Linked DNA regions of Homo sapiens: region 1 is linked to region 2. A link is a contact called in ENCODE Hi-C or POLR2A ChIA-PET data. All regions are on one chromosome and are shown on one strand. The core of a region is the stretch at or near the end of the contact, and the rest is flanking DNA. Distances in the headings are between cores, read along the strand shown.

Region 1 (6,608 bases), core at 1-2,500, 7.3 Mb before region 2:
AAGCTGAGGCTGGAGTGGCCTATGGTCCTGGGAAGAAGCTGGCTGGCTGGCGGCGGCGGCGGCGGCGAAAGAGGCCCTGGCTGGGAGTCTGCCCAGGCAGCCGACGGGGTGGGAAGCCTGTGGGTTTCCATGGAAACTGGAGCTGGCCTGAGAAGAGACTCCACCCATCTCCCGGGCAGGCCCAGGGAAAACTTCAGCCCTTAGAGGGGCATTAAGCGCCATACGAGGGTCTTAGCCCCCGAAGCTGAGCCTGCCCTAGGTTCAGAGTTCAAACTCCTTGCCCTCCTAACCCTTCCCTCCTCCACAGGCACACAGGGTCAGGATCCGGTTAGCCAGGCCGGGGAAACCCCCACTCAACAGGGAAAATCCTCGCCCCCATAGATGGGTCAGGGCCCCGACCTGGCTTGTTTGGGAGGGGACAGTCCCATCCCTGCCAGAGGAGGAGTCACATGAGTTGTCAGCCCTGGCAGAGGTGTCACAGCCTCTGCCATCTCTGAAATGTAACTTTGGGGAAACCTAGGTACTAGAGGTGTAGCCAGCTAGGGACAAGCCCCAGGACACTTGGGTCAGCAAAGGTCACGAGGCTGGACTCGGGGTTCACTGCCGAGTCACTGCCACTTTATAAGGCCTGGTGCCTACCAGCTGAGCCAGTGGGCCTCCCCTCCCCCGCACATAGCCCTGAACTGAGGAAGTCATCCAAGCCCCACCCTAACTCTGCGCCGGGAGCGGAAATGTTTGTCCTTGTCGAGGCCGATGGGGAGACAACAGAGCCATGACGTGTTCCTTCCTGTGGGCCCAGACTCTGGATTCCTGAGCCACCACCCCCGCAGCCTCAAGATCTCCCCCTAACCTAGGCCTCTGTGACTTGTTCACGAATGGCCAGTCATCTGGCCATTCCACAAGGGGAGAAAATGGGCCCTGGCTCAAGAGTCCTGGGGTAGGACAAAGCCTTTCTGACCACAGCCTTGCTCTACATCTGCCCCTCTGTTGCCTGCGCTTAGGAAGTTTGCCTCTAAGCTGCAAGACCCTGTCGGCCGCTCTCCCTGATGACTCAGGGGCACCCCATGCTCAGCACATGCTCACAGCAACAATGCTCTCAGGTTAAGCCAGAGCCAGACTGGAGGGAGGGATCCTGGGAGGGAGGAGTGTTTGCTCTAGCAACCCATGGCAACTCCACAACACAGGTCTTTCCCCTCCCACTTGCCCTTCAGGCCAGCGGGGCCAGGGCTGTGCAGCCAGGACAGAACTCAGAAGCCAAAGCCTGCGGGTGACTCAGGTGCCTGAGGGAGTTTCGGGAGCAGAGGGCAGCCATCTCAGAACTGATTCTGGAGGAAGTGGGATCAGAGGCCAAAGGCAGAAGGTGGAAGGGGGCTTCATGAGTCATCTGCCCTCAGCCTGGGCCAGGTGTAGGGGAGATCTTTGTGCCAGCCACCCTAGAGTAGATCTGGGTGGAAGATGACTGGATTCAACACCCCCAGGGCTGGAAGGATCTGTGGGGTTGAAGGAGCTGAGTCTGTCAGTCCTTCCTGGTTAGGGGTTGGAGGCTCTGCCTCCACAGTCCAGGCTGAGGCAGAGGCCTGCCTCTCCTTCCAGAGAAGTCGGGTGGAAGGGAGAAATGGCAGTCTCTAAGACTCCGAGCGTACCTGGCTAACTTCCATAGTGCCCAGAGAAGGAGCTCAGTCGGCAAGGACTAGCCGAGGATCCCAGTCCTAGCAGCCTCCTGTCCCCTGCTCATGTGTCTAACAGCCTTTAACCTTCTCAGCACCTAGGAACCCAGGCAGCCTGGGACTATCTGATCCACTTGTTCTAAAACACAGGTAAGAAGGGGGTAGAAGGTAAAAACCCTTGACATCACTGAGCAAGAGGCTGGGGTGGGTAGACAGATGCCTGGTGAAGGCCACCCTGAGTGTGGTTCCTCCAGCCAGCAGGTCCATGGCCAGCAGGCCTCTGCCCCCGGGACGCCAGGAGGAGGAGAATGCCAAAGACTCCGGGCGGAAACCCTCACCGGTGCGGCCCCGAGGCTGCCTGCCCAGCATTGATGAGGCCCGACCGGCAGGTCCAGGTCCAGCCCCGGCCTCGCGCCGGGGCTCCATGCTGGGCCTGGCCGCGTCCTTCTCCCGCCGCAACTCGCTGGTCGGGCCAGGCGCGGGTCCTGGGGGTCAGCGGCCATCCCTGGGCCCGGTGCCCCCTCTGGGCTCAAGGGTCAGCTTCTCAGGGTTGCCCCTGGCGCCCGCCCGTTGGGTGGCGCCCTCCTACCGCACGGAGCCAGTGCCCGGGGAGCGCTGGGAGGCTGCGCGTGCACAGCGTGCCCTGGAGGCGGCGCTGGCCGCAGGGCTGCACGACGCGTGCTACTCCAGCGACGAGGCCGCGCGGCTGGTGCGGGAGCTCTGCGAGCAGGTGCACGTTCGCCTGCGCGAGCTCAGCCCGCCACGCTACAAGCTGGTATGCAGTGTGGTGCTGGGGCCGCGCGCGGGCCAGGGCGTTCACGTGGTCAGCCGTGCGCTCTGGGACGTGGCGCGCGATGGGCTGGCCTCGGTCTCCTACACCAACACCTCGCTCTTCGCGGTGGCCACGGTCCACGGGCTCTACTGCGAGTGAGGGGGAGTCCAATTCTGCAAAATTGTTTATTATCCTAGGAGGAGGCCCCCCTGGGGCTCACATCCCAATAAATAAGTGTCTGACAATAAATAAAAGTGGTCCATAAATAACGCCCCCTAGCTGGGAGCTAAGGCTCAGGCTTATCTTGGAGATGGGGTAGGAGCCAGCGAAGACAAGCCGCCCCCAACTCCAGTAAAGCTGGTCCCTGATTCCCTGGGGGATTCGGCCCAAAGCCCCCAGTGAGGCACCAAAGGAAGGGGGAAGGCCACAAAGGCAAGGGCCAGAGCCTGACAGGCACAGGCCTCAGGCCTCAGGGCTTGGGTCCTAGGCTGGGCTGCGGTCCCGGAGCAGGCGCAGAGCATAGCGGAGTCGCTGCCGCAGGTCTGGAGAGCAGCCCAGCTGCCGAAGGTGGGAAGCGAGGTAAGTACAAGCACTACGATTTCGGGCCACAAAAGTCACAAGGAGGGGCTCCCAGCCACTGAGAATCAGCTTGGTGTGGTCCCCGTAGAAGTTCACCTGCACACAGAGCATGACAGTGGTCAGGACCTAGGCTCCGGGCCCAGCTTCCTCCCCAGCACCCTGGGCCTCCCAGACCTTCCCGCAACTCCTGGATAGGCTCTTACCTGGACAGTGCCATCACTAAACAGCATGAGGAGAGCCTGATCCGTCTTGACCCACTGCAGCAGCAAGGGCGGAGCAGGTACCTCTACCTCTTCCACACTGGGCAGATCTCCACCCTGGGAGCAGGATCAGGGCAGGTCACTGATCCAGCGTGAGACAGCCCCCTCCCCATTAGTGTATGCCTTATCCTCTAGCTTTCAGCAACCCCAACCACCACCAAGGGGGAATCAGAGGGATCAGGATGGGTTAGTTTTCTTTTCTTTATTTTTTTTTTTTGAGATGGAGTCTCGCTCTGTTGCCCAGGCTGGAGTGCAATGGTGCGCCATCTCTGCTCACTGCAAGCTCCGCCTCCTGGGTTCGCCCATTCTCCTGCCTCAGCCTCCCGAGTAGCTGGGACTACAGGCGCCCGCCACCACGCCCGGCTAATTTGTTGTATTTTTAGTAGAGACGGGGTTTCACCTTGTTAGCCAGGATGGTCTCGATCTCCTGACCTCATAATCCACCCGCCTCGGCCTCCCAAAGTGCTGGGATTACAGGCGTGAGCCACCGCACCCGGCCAGGATGGGTTAGGTTTCAATGTACCACAGCCCCAGCCCTCACACCTTCATGAGGTGCTGCTCCATGTAGGAGGCGAAGTACCGCAGGATACCCAGCTGAGGCTGCAGGGCCCGGGGCACAGCACCCACGGAGAAGGAGAAGTGCTTTGTGCTGGTGGGATTGTAGTGCACAGTCCTAGAATGGGGAGGCAGAGGTCAGAGGGAGCCCTGCACCAATGCCCCTCCTCTGAGAAACCCAGACCCCTGAGCCCAGGAGCACTCACGAGGGTGCGGCCCTGCTGGATTAGTGGCCTGAATACAAGGCACCCCATAACAGCACTTACTTTCTGTTGGCCGACAGGGCCATATGTGTGCCATCGTTGAAGAGCACAGCCACACGGCGGCTGGACAGTTGATACCCAAAGCCGAACTTATTGGAGTAGTCAACCCACTTGCTGACCCACACCAGAGGCTCTGGCTGGGCCAGGGGGGCCGGGTTCTGTTCCGCTGTCATGGGAGAGGAGGGAGTCAGCACCTGCTCCTGGCCTCCCAGCCACAGAACTCCCACCACAGCAGCATGTACCAGACCCCACCCTTACCTGGGGGCATGAAGGCTATACAATTTCTCAGAGCACAAAGGGCTGACTCCACTACTGTGGCCACAGTCAGACCTTCTTCAAATCCTGAAGGAGACAGGGCACTGAGATTTAGGAATTAGCACCCCAGGACCCAGGCCAGGCCCCTCTGCCCACTCCTTCCCTCTCGCCCCTGATCTCAGCTCCAGCAACCTCTATCACCTCTCATCCTCCCTGGCTCCTCACCATCTCCACTGCTTGCCAGTGTCCCACGGGGTGAGCTGTCTTCAGGTGCTGTCTCTACCAGGCTGACAGGGGCTGGGCCAGAAGCTGCTGGAGCCTGGAGGGTTGGGCAGGGAAAGGGAGTGACACAGGCCCCAAAATCCAAACCCTTGAGTCCATGGCCTGGCCCTGCCCTGGCTCCCAGGGCACCCCAGGTCAGCCCCGCCAGGCTGGTGACACACAGCCAATTAGGCCACCACGAGGCTGGATGCTTCAGCAGCCTCTTTTATCCCCGGCTTCCCTCAGCTGCTAGGGTGGGGGTGAGTCAGGGGAACAGTGTCCACCTGAGCGCCTCACCTCTGGCCTGGCATCCTGATGGCCAACGGATGTGCGCATGAGGCCGCTCACCAAACCGGAGACCTCATCCCTCTCCTGGGCATGATTCTTACCTGGGGGTGAAAGGTGATACCGTCCTCAGTATCCTGCCCAGCCCCTCCACTTCCGACAGGGATGACACAGAGATTGGCCTCCCCAAGTGCCTGTACTGCACATGCTCTCCCCAGGAGTTTCCAGGCACCCACACTCACACACCCAAGACAAATGTGACAAGCCGCTCTACTGCTCTGCCCCCTCAACCCACTGACACCCCAGACTCACTCTTCTTCTTTCTGCCAAAGAGGCTCTTGGTAACTTTGGCAAACAGACTCCTAGCTGGGTTGGGGGGTGTCAGGTCTGGGACTGTCACGCAGCTGCTGATAGGGAGTCGATCGGGGGTGTAGCCCTAGGGAGGGGAACCATGTGAACAGAGAAGAGAGGCTCCAGGGGTCCTGTCACCTGCCCCCTTTCAATCCCTGGGAATACACAGATGGACTTAGAGGTCTGGGGAGCCACAGACCTTGGTAAAGAAGTCATGGCGCAGGATCTGGTCAATAGAGGGGCGGTCTCGGGGTGAGGCCCGAAGGATGGCGGCCAGGAGCTGCCGGGCAGGCAGTGAGAGGCTGGCAGGCAGCGTGTAGTGAACCTGCTTGATGCAGCGGTACGTCTCCTTCAGGTCAGCCGTCTCAAAGGGAGGGCTCCCGCAGAGCAGCGTGTACCTATAGGGCAGGGCCAAGGGGTCAGGAGTAAAGTGGAGGAGATGCTCCACCCACACACCCACCACCTGTCTGCTGCTGAACCTGGACCCTGCAACTCACATGACACAGCCCAGTGACCATACATCCGCCTCAGGGCCGTGGCCCTGTCTCAGCAGCACTTCTGGAGCCACATAGTTGGGGGTGCCACAGATGGTCCTGAAAGAGGGTGGGGAGGAGGAGAGAAGGCTGAGACCCAGCCCAGCAGCCCCCCGACTCCTTCCCCCACTGTTAGTCCAGACAAAGCAGCTGCCTGTCACCAAAGGCCAGAGAACTCCTGCTTGTCCTGGGACAATGGATGCCAGGGATGGCAGCTGAGTCCCCGCCCACCCGCCTGGCCCAGCTGCTCAGCTGCTCTTCATGACAGGGGGAGGGCCTGACCCCCAGCCCAGTCCTCTCCTCTAGGGTCAACACAGAGAGTCCACAGCTGATCCCTTCCCCCTTCCTGCACTCCTGTCTGTCAGACAGGCATCAGGCTGTCACCTCCCACGGTTTGTGCCACACACACACCAACACCAGCTGTCACAACCCCCATAAACACTCATCTGCCACATACGCTATCTGTGTCACACACACAAAGTATGATGGCCACAGCAGGGTCTTCTTACACCCACAATGTCATATCCCACCATTTCCACACTCTCAGTCTGTCTCTCACACACACATACACGCTGCCTGTCACCTTCCCCCATCCACACAAAGGGTAAGTCATGTGCCTCCAAGAATCTGTATACCCCCATCTGTCTCAGGGACTCAGAGTCACCTACCCTATCTGTGTCATACACCTATAGGATCCTCCCCCTCTCCACCGGTCTCGGTAACACAGGCTGCCACCTCCACCTTCACACATGCATGAACAGCCCATCATCCCTTCCCATTTATCTCATGCACACATCAGGCAGTCACCTTGCCTCCCACATACATAT
Region 2 (6,919 bases), core at 3,374-5,873:
GGAAGAGCTCCTAGGACCAGCAGCCCCACGTCTCACTGCCCCCTCAGTGAACAGCTTAGACTCTCGTATTTGGCAAATAAAACAGAATAAATGTTACGCAAAAGAGGCAAGTCCAGGGCCAACCACATCCTGTGGGTGTCTTTAATGGGAGTGGGGGAGGTAAGGGGTGATAGCTGGAGCCCTAAGAGAAGCTAGGGAGGGAGGTGGGGCAGCTGGGGGCCATGGAGGCTATTTGGGGGCAAGACTGGGGCACCAGGGTCTGAAGGTCTCTAAATTGTAGGGGAGACAAAGTCCAGCCCAGGGCAGCACTCATCCTTCCCGGTCCCTCTGCCACATCTGCCAGCCTGCTTATAATAAAAGTTCCCATTTGCTGAGAGCTGTGAACCAGGCCCTGTTATAAGTGTCTAACACTGAATCATCAGCAAGCTTGTGAGGAGGGCACTATACCATCATCAACTCCTTCCCTGTTTTTCAGATGAAAACTGTGGTCCAGAGAAGGCAGCTTAGTCACCAGGGTCACACAGCAGTTAACGGTGGAAGAGAGACGCAAGCCCAGGGCCTATGCTTATCACTACCCTGTACGTCAATGCTCAGGCAGGTACGAAGGCAGGCACAGACCCTGATCGCAGGGAATGAGCAGGGATTCGCAGGCACTGAGCTCCCGCTGGTGGCCAGATATATGGCTTCATTCTTATAGGGCTTGCTACCGTGAAGGAAAGGAAGGTCACCTGGCTAGTGGTAAGAGACAGTCAGAACTCGAACCCAGGTCTGGGCCACTCGGTTGCCTTCCTGTCTCTAACAGAAGATCCAGAATTTATTTGGGAGAACAAAGCTCCCAAAATTGAGTTTGAACAAAGTGTGTTATGAGAGACAGGTGGCGAACGGGAGAAACAATGCTGCTGGCAAACTCCTGCTCTTCCTTCAGAACCCTTGTGAGATGTCACTGCCTCTGAGAAGCCTTCCCTGACCTGCCACAATAGGTCAGGTCCCTGGTCTGTGTCTTCACAATGCCCAGTGCTTCCCCCATCACATCACCCCCCTTCCTTGGGCCTTCTGGCCTGCCTCTCAAAACCATGGCAGCTGGGTCATCCCAGGCCTGGCTCCTTGTCTCAGGTATGCAGTGTGCGCATGTATCCGCCCACCTGCCTCCCTCCGGGCACATGATCCTAGGCTAGTATCTTGGAGCACTGGGAACTAATGGGATGCCAGGGCTCTCAGGGCAGTGCACTGCCTGTGGGCACTGAAAATCTTGGCTGGGACAAGTCGGTTCTCAGCAGCCCTAGCACCTGAATATTCCCTCAGCAGATGGAAAAACTGATCAGTGGGCGCTATCAGAGCCCTCCTCCTGGTAGAGCACATGAGGCCTGGAGTGCCCCCCTACAGCTAGCTTTAGTCTCTTTCACTGCACTGGAGGAAGCGCTGCTGGCACAGGAAAACCAGACATCCCTGCCCCCATTCCAGTTCTCTTTGCCTGTAAGGTCAGGGTCCCCCAGCCGGGCTAAGCAGACACTGATAGGATGTGTGTGTAGAAGACTCCAGCTAGGCTGCTCCTGCCCCAGGACAGAAGGCAGGGCTGGGCCAGCCTCCCCAGGTGAAAAGATATGCCTGGGCTGGGCCTGGCGAGTGGAAAAAAATTCCCTTAGAAGGAAACAGAGGTGAATTTCCCCATGATTTGCATATGATGGGGGGGCTAGCCCGCCTGCCCCTGGGGAGGGGGGGTGGCCGGGCAGGAACCGAGTAGCAGCTGAGACAGGAAGTTTGAGGCTGGAATTCCCCTCCTGCCACTACCCCAGCTCAGAAACCCCCGAGGTGGGTGCGTGGCTCTGCTTCTCAGGAGCAGGCTCCTCTGAGCACCCCTCATCACAGCCCCTCCTCCCATGTCCCTCCTCCTTCTGGATACAAACACATACTGCATATGGCTGCTCCCAGGGCTCAGCCGCTCCTGGCCCATACCTCCAGAGGAAGGAGTCACACAGATCCAACCTAGCTCCTAGCCCAGCTACATGAGGCTGGACACTGAGAGGGACCCCTTCTAATCTCGAAGCATGGGCTGTGACCTGCTGCCTCTTGGCATGGAAACTGGATTTTCTCAGCCTCCCATCCAGGCTCAGCCCAAGTCAGAGAGAGGAAGACTGGCCTGAAGGTGACAGAAGGAGGGAAGAGCACTCAGCTGCATGCCTGCTGAGCTGGGCCAGGGCCAGCTGGACAGTGAACTTGTCCCACAGGGGCCACAAATTAGGGAGGGCAGAGGCTGATGTCATGCCAGCCTTGGGCAGCCCACCTAGGAGCTCCCTCAGGGCAGCCAGAAAATCATCCCTTCTCAACCCTGTGTCTGGGGTCTCCCCGTCCATGCCAACAGGAACTTTTCCCTGTGAGCCATCCACCCAGCACTGACTCATCAGCCTGCCTTGGAGGGAACTGGGAAAAAAGTGGGGCCAGAGGGTGGAGCCTGGATTGACGGGAGAAGTCTGGGTTTCCCAAGGTCAGCAGCAGCCCTGGCTTCCCTCTCTGCCCCTACCTCCCCACCCCATTCCTGTGCTGGGGGATGGGGGTGGGAGTCACTGGGGGCTGAGTCCTGGCTCTGGCCCCGGGGAACCTCCAGAGACTGGTCCAGCCCAGGCTGCTTCAGCTGAGTCAGTAGGGATCCAAGTTGCAGCTCGCCTGAGGCCAGAGCATCAGGCCACCTGCCCACAACCCATGTAAAGCTGGACCCAGCCTTGAGGTCACTCTTGGACACAGTCACTGGACCTGTTTTCGTGGGAGCCCAGGTCTGAGACAAGAAGGCCTCAGAAGCCCAGCCCCTGAAATAACAACAACAACTGCTACTACCACTGCCTACTACCACTACTATGGTTCCTGAACGCTTGCTCCTCTCCGGGATCCGCACACTCCCTCCTCACAACACCCACCTGAGATCAGGTTCCGAGGGGTGAGTGAGCAGCTGCCCACGGGCTGGTCCCCTTTACAGCCCTGCCTCACATTACAGGAGAGGAGTGGAGACACAGTGCTGGCCTCAGGGAGGGACCCACAGCATAAGGTAAGCTCTGCGGACAGAGGGACCTGGGCTGGAACCCTGCCTCTGTCACTTACCAGTAGCGCGACCCTAGCCTCATAAAAGGCTTTCCCTCCCTCTAGACCAGTCCCTAAGAAGGAAGTCACTTCTTCCAGCCCACCAGAGCTGCAGAGACAGTCATCCTTCCATGTGTCCTGGCCACAGGAGAGATGCGAACCTCATGTGTCCTGGCCACAGAAGTGACACTTACCTCATGGCCACGTTGCTCCCATCGATGACCACTGGTCTCAGGTCGCTGCCCTCCTTTTCCTCTTCTGGGAGTGGAGGCTCCAGGTTGGGAGCCTTAGGGGTGCCACCACCCCGCGGGACTAGAGGGAGCTGAGGGCAGGGGTCCGGTGAGGTCTGGCGCTCCCGCTCGGTGGCTGTCCCGTGTTTCACCAGCTCACCCAGCACCGTGTTGGTGTCTGCCTGGACGCCCAGCTTCTGCAGGACGCTGTGGATCTCCGTGGATGAATAGCCCAGCTTCCGGAAGAAGTCCACCTTCATCTGCAGTTCCAGGGCCGAGGCCTCCTCAGCGGCCAGCTCTTGACCCGGCCTTGGGGTGCCCTGACGGCTGTGGCTGTCCTCAAATTCCCACAGACTCATGGTGGGGCTGGCTTCCAGGACAGGCTTCTCTCCACAGGGGCCACTCATAGCTCAGACTCCTGGAAGGCCCCGCGCCACAGCTCCTACTGAACAACCAACAGGGTTAGGGACGGTGAATAGCGCTCTCTCCTAACCTCCCTCCCAAAACCACATCCAGCAGGATGAGGGATTGGTGGCACTACACACTGCATCGTGTTATTAGTTCAGGTTGTCCTCTCAAAAGCTCTCCCAGCTAGGCATTCCCATTCCCATTCTATAAAGGGAGAAACTGAGGCACAGACATTAAAAACGTGCTCAAGGTCATCCAGCTGTTAGCTGGTGGCTCGAAGATCGGAACTTAGTCTGAACTAAGACTGGAACTACCCCAGCTGTAAAGCCTCGAACCCCCACGCCAACCCAGGGGACCCAGAAGGCAGGGACGGGGCTCTCAGATGGAATCCTGGGGCTGGAAGTGCGTTGCGGGGCCCAAGGCTTCCCCACTGAGGCCACCACTTTCGCCCACCCGTCCGGCACTCAGAGCTCAGGCCCAGGCAGCGCAAGGCCCATGGCCGGACTCCCGGAGCCGGGGAGGGCAAGTTTCTGGGGTGACCCGTGGGGAGAAAAGTTGCTGGAAAACTTTGGTTGGCTGCCGGGAGCTGGTGACGCCGAGGCTGTCCCGGCCCGAGACCCGCGCTTGCTCGGCCCGCGATCCCGATCAGGAACCTGGTGCTCTTCCCCGGCTCTCCCAACTTGGGCAAAGTTGGAGGGGTCCTGAGGCCCGGCGGGCCGGGGAACAGGACCCCGACCCTTCCGTCCCCTCCCCTCTCCACCCCTCCCGTCCCCTCCCGTCCCCTCCCCTCGGCTCGGCTCGGACCCCGCCGGAGCGCTCCCTGCCGCTTCCCCGCCGAGGCCCGCACCCTCCCCGCCGCGCCTCACCCCGCCATGCGCCAGCGGCGGCCGGCGGCGTCTCCATGGGGCCGAGTCCTGGGGGTAAGGACGGCGGCGCCTTTATATGGGGCGGCGCGCGGGCAGGTGGTGGTGAGGCACTGACGCGGAAGCGGGCAAGGGGCGGGGCCGTCCCGGGAGACCGCCCCGGGGGCGGGGCTGCCTCGCCCCTTCCTGCTCCGCTCCTCGCGTCGCGGCCCCGCCCCCGCGGCCGCTGCGCGCCGGACGGGGCCCAAGCGGGGGTCGGAGCCTCAAGGCTGCGGCGGCGACGAGCTCCGAGCGGGACACTGAACGGCCCGTATGCGCAAGATAAGCACGGACTGAATCAGGTACACGCACCTGCCGGGGACGCACTGACCGAGGTGCGGACGGCGGTACCAGGACAGGTAAAGCCGCGAACACTCGGACCTAAGAACTTGACAGGTACACCCTGCCTGATGAAGCTACGTACGGCCAGGTGCGCATCGAGTGAATCAGGTACGCGGAGGTTGGTCCACGCACCTTGGAGGCAGGTCCATGGTTATAGACAGGTACATCCAGACAGGCACTTTTCAGATGGAGTCAGGCCCCCTCAAGACACACTGTGCTTAAAGCCGTCACACAGAGGTTGGCCACCCCCGGGGCCAGGTACACTTTTCCTGAAATCTGTACTTTACTAGGACCAAAAGGCAGGTTCAGTCAGCAGATGCACAATGACCGAGGCAGAAAACCAGGCAAAAGAGGGCCATTTACCCCAATCACCACATGAATACTGTCCACACAAGAATACTGTCACCCATACCGCAGAACTCACTGAGCGCCCCCACTGGAGGAGCACCCTTGCTCCATGAAGATGCTTTTAGTTTCCCAGGTCAGACCTGATCCCTCGCATGAGCACAGCACTTTACAGGCTTACACTCACGGGCTTACAGACAGAGGTCATTATGCTGATGTTACCCTTGAGAAATTCTGCAAAGGCTAAACTGCCCCAGCTGGAAAGACTCGAACCAGGATGGAGAGCTCCTATTCTAGTGCTCCTATTATTTGCCATTTTTGTGAACCACGAGTGACTGAGGGCAGAGGGGAGCCTGGCTTCCTATGTGTGTGTGTGTGTGTGCGTGCGTGTGTGTGAGTGAGAGAGAGAGAGAGAAAACACAGAGCCCACACGCTGGAGGACAGAGCCACATGCCACCAGTGCTTACTATGTGCCAGTCCTTTGTTACATTCTCTCTACCTCATCATAGGCATGTATCCTATAAGTGCTAGTGTTATAATAAATACTTGTTTATTGTAAAAGACACCATAGACACAACTGTACATGTACAGCTTAAAGAATAATAGTAATAATAAAAAAGCCATGTATCCATCACCTAACTTAAAAAATAGACCAGTGCCAGTACCTTGAGGCCCTCTGGGTGCCCCCATCACAGCCTCCTGCCCACATCCTGAAGAACTAGTTTCCTGAACTTTAATTGTGCTAGTCATTCTCTTGCTTTTTCTTGTAGTTTTACCACCTCTGTATGCATCCCTAAGTGGGATATTGTATAGTTTTGCTATTTTTTACTTTGTGTAAACGGAGTCATTCCATAATTATGTGACTTCCTTTTTCATACAGCATTATATTTTTAAAAATCCATTTTGATTGCCTGCATACCTGTAATTTATTTTACTACTGAATAGTGTCCCATTTTATGAATATACCACTGGTTACTTATTCAGTCACCTGCTGTTGGATGTTGTTTCTAGGATTTTTTTTCTATTACAAAGACTGTGCTTTGGATATTCTTGTATGTATCTTAATGAAATTGTACAGTGGAGGAAATGGATGTTCAGAGATTCAGAAAGGTGAAGTCACCTGCTCAGGCTCTGGGGGCTGGTGGAGCTGGAACTCATGTAGCTCTCTCCAAGGCAGTCCATCTCCCCATCCACACCTGCTTGTTCGGGAGGCCACCAAAGACCCCAGGGAGGCAGGCGTGTACGTCTCTATCTGGACCCTGAGGCTGTTCCTCTGGGCTTGCTTGCTCTTACCTAGCGGTGTTCCTGCTTTGTTGCCTGGTCATCTTTGAAGACCCCAAAGTGTCCCCTTCTCTGCTCCCCAGGCACAGCAGCTCCAGGGGCTTGGCAACCCAAGGAGAGAGGAAACACAAGGCCCCCTGCTGCATGCCAGCTCACATCCCATGCTGGGCACCTCACATGCTTGCTGTCACTCCAGCTGAGTGCGGTGCCGGCGGCACCCCTAACCTCACAACAGTCCCTTTTACAGATGAGAAGAGCTCAGTTATGTTAAGCATTTATTCGCTATAGCAACTACCTTTAAGATAGTAAAAACATTAAGTGATGTGTCCAGGTTAATAATGA

What was found. A loop is a pair of places that touch in the nucleus more often than their neighbours do. ChIA-PET counts read pairs that join two places held with the same protein, here RNA polymerase II (POLR2A). Pooled maps may share reads with other maps.
Region 1: a loop to region 2 is called in a map of CD8-positive, alpha-beta T cell, with 23 times the contacts of the local background. The contact joins the promoter of DYNLT4 here to the promoter of ZC3H12A in region 2. A Hi-C loop is called at or near these places in 1 of 168 maps with a recorded cell type or tissue (CD8-positive, alpha-beta T cell) and 2 of 50 pooled maps. POLR2A ChIA-PET finds 5 or more read pairs at or near these places in 2 of 52 experiments (activated CD4-positive, alpha-beta T cell and activated T-cell).

The regions. Positions count from the first base shown.
Region 1 is chr1:44,801,993-44,808,600 of GRCh38, reverse strand. DYNLT4 (dynein light chain Tctex-type 4) reads left to right here and starts at 1,250. Exons shown (of 3, transcript NM_001377534.1): 1 at 1,250-1,276; 2 at 1,763-1,817; 3 at 1,922-2,708. The coding sequence starts at 1,933. The coding sequence ends at 2,598. It overlaps BTBD19 (BTB domain containing 19), which reads right to left and starts at 78. Exons shown (of 8, transcript NM_001136537.3): 1 at 1-78. It overlaps PLK3 (polo like kinase 3), which reads right to left. Exons shown (of 15, transcript NM_004073.4): 6 at 5,746-5,841; 7 at 5,448-5,646; 8 at 5,210-5,333; 9 at 4,910-5,001; 10 at 4,577-4,670; 11 at 4,355-4,438; 12 at 4,100-4,262; 13 at 3,822-3,951; 14 at 3,222-3,335; 15 at 2,611-3,114. The coding sequence ends at 2,923. RefSeq lists enhancers at 1-183, 1-229, 564-813, 288-1,487, 1,081-1,930 and 1 more.
Region 2 is chr1:37,472,284-37,479,202 of GRCh38, reverse strand. It overlaps ZC3H12A (zinc finger CCCH-type containing 12A), which reads right to left and starts at 4,623. Exons shown (of 6, transcript NM_025079.3): 1 at 4,574-4,623; 2 at 3,264-3,744. The coding sequence starts at 3,706. It overlaps LITATS1 (lncRNA induced by TGF-beta and antagonizes TGF-beta signaling 1), which reads left to right and starts at 4,760. Exons shown (of 3, transcript NR_038842.1): 1 at 4,760-5,059. RefSeq lists enhancers at 1-278, 1,669-1,968, 3,679-3,778 and silencers at 4,429-4,888, 5,349-5,448.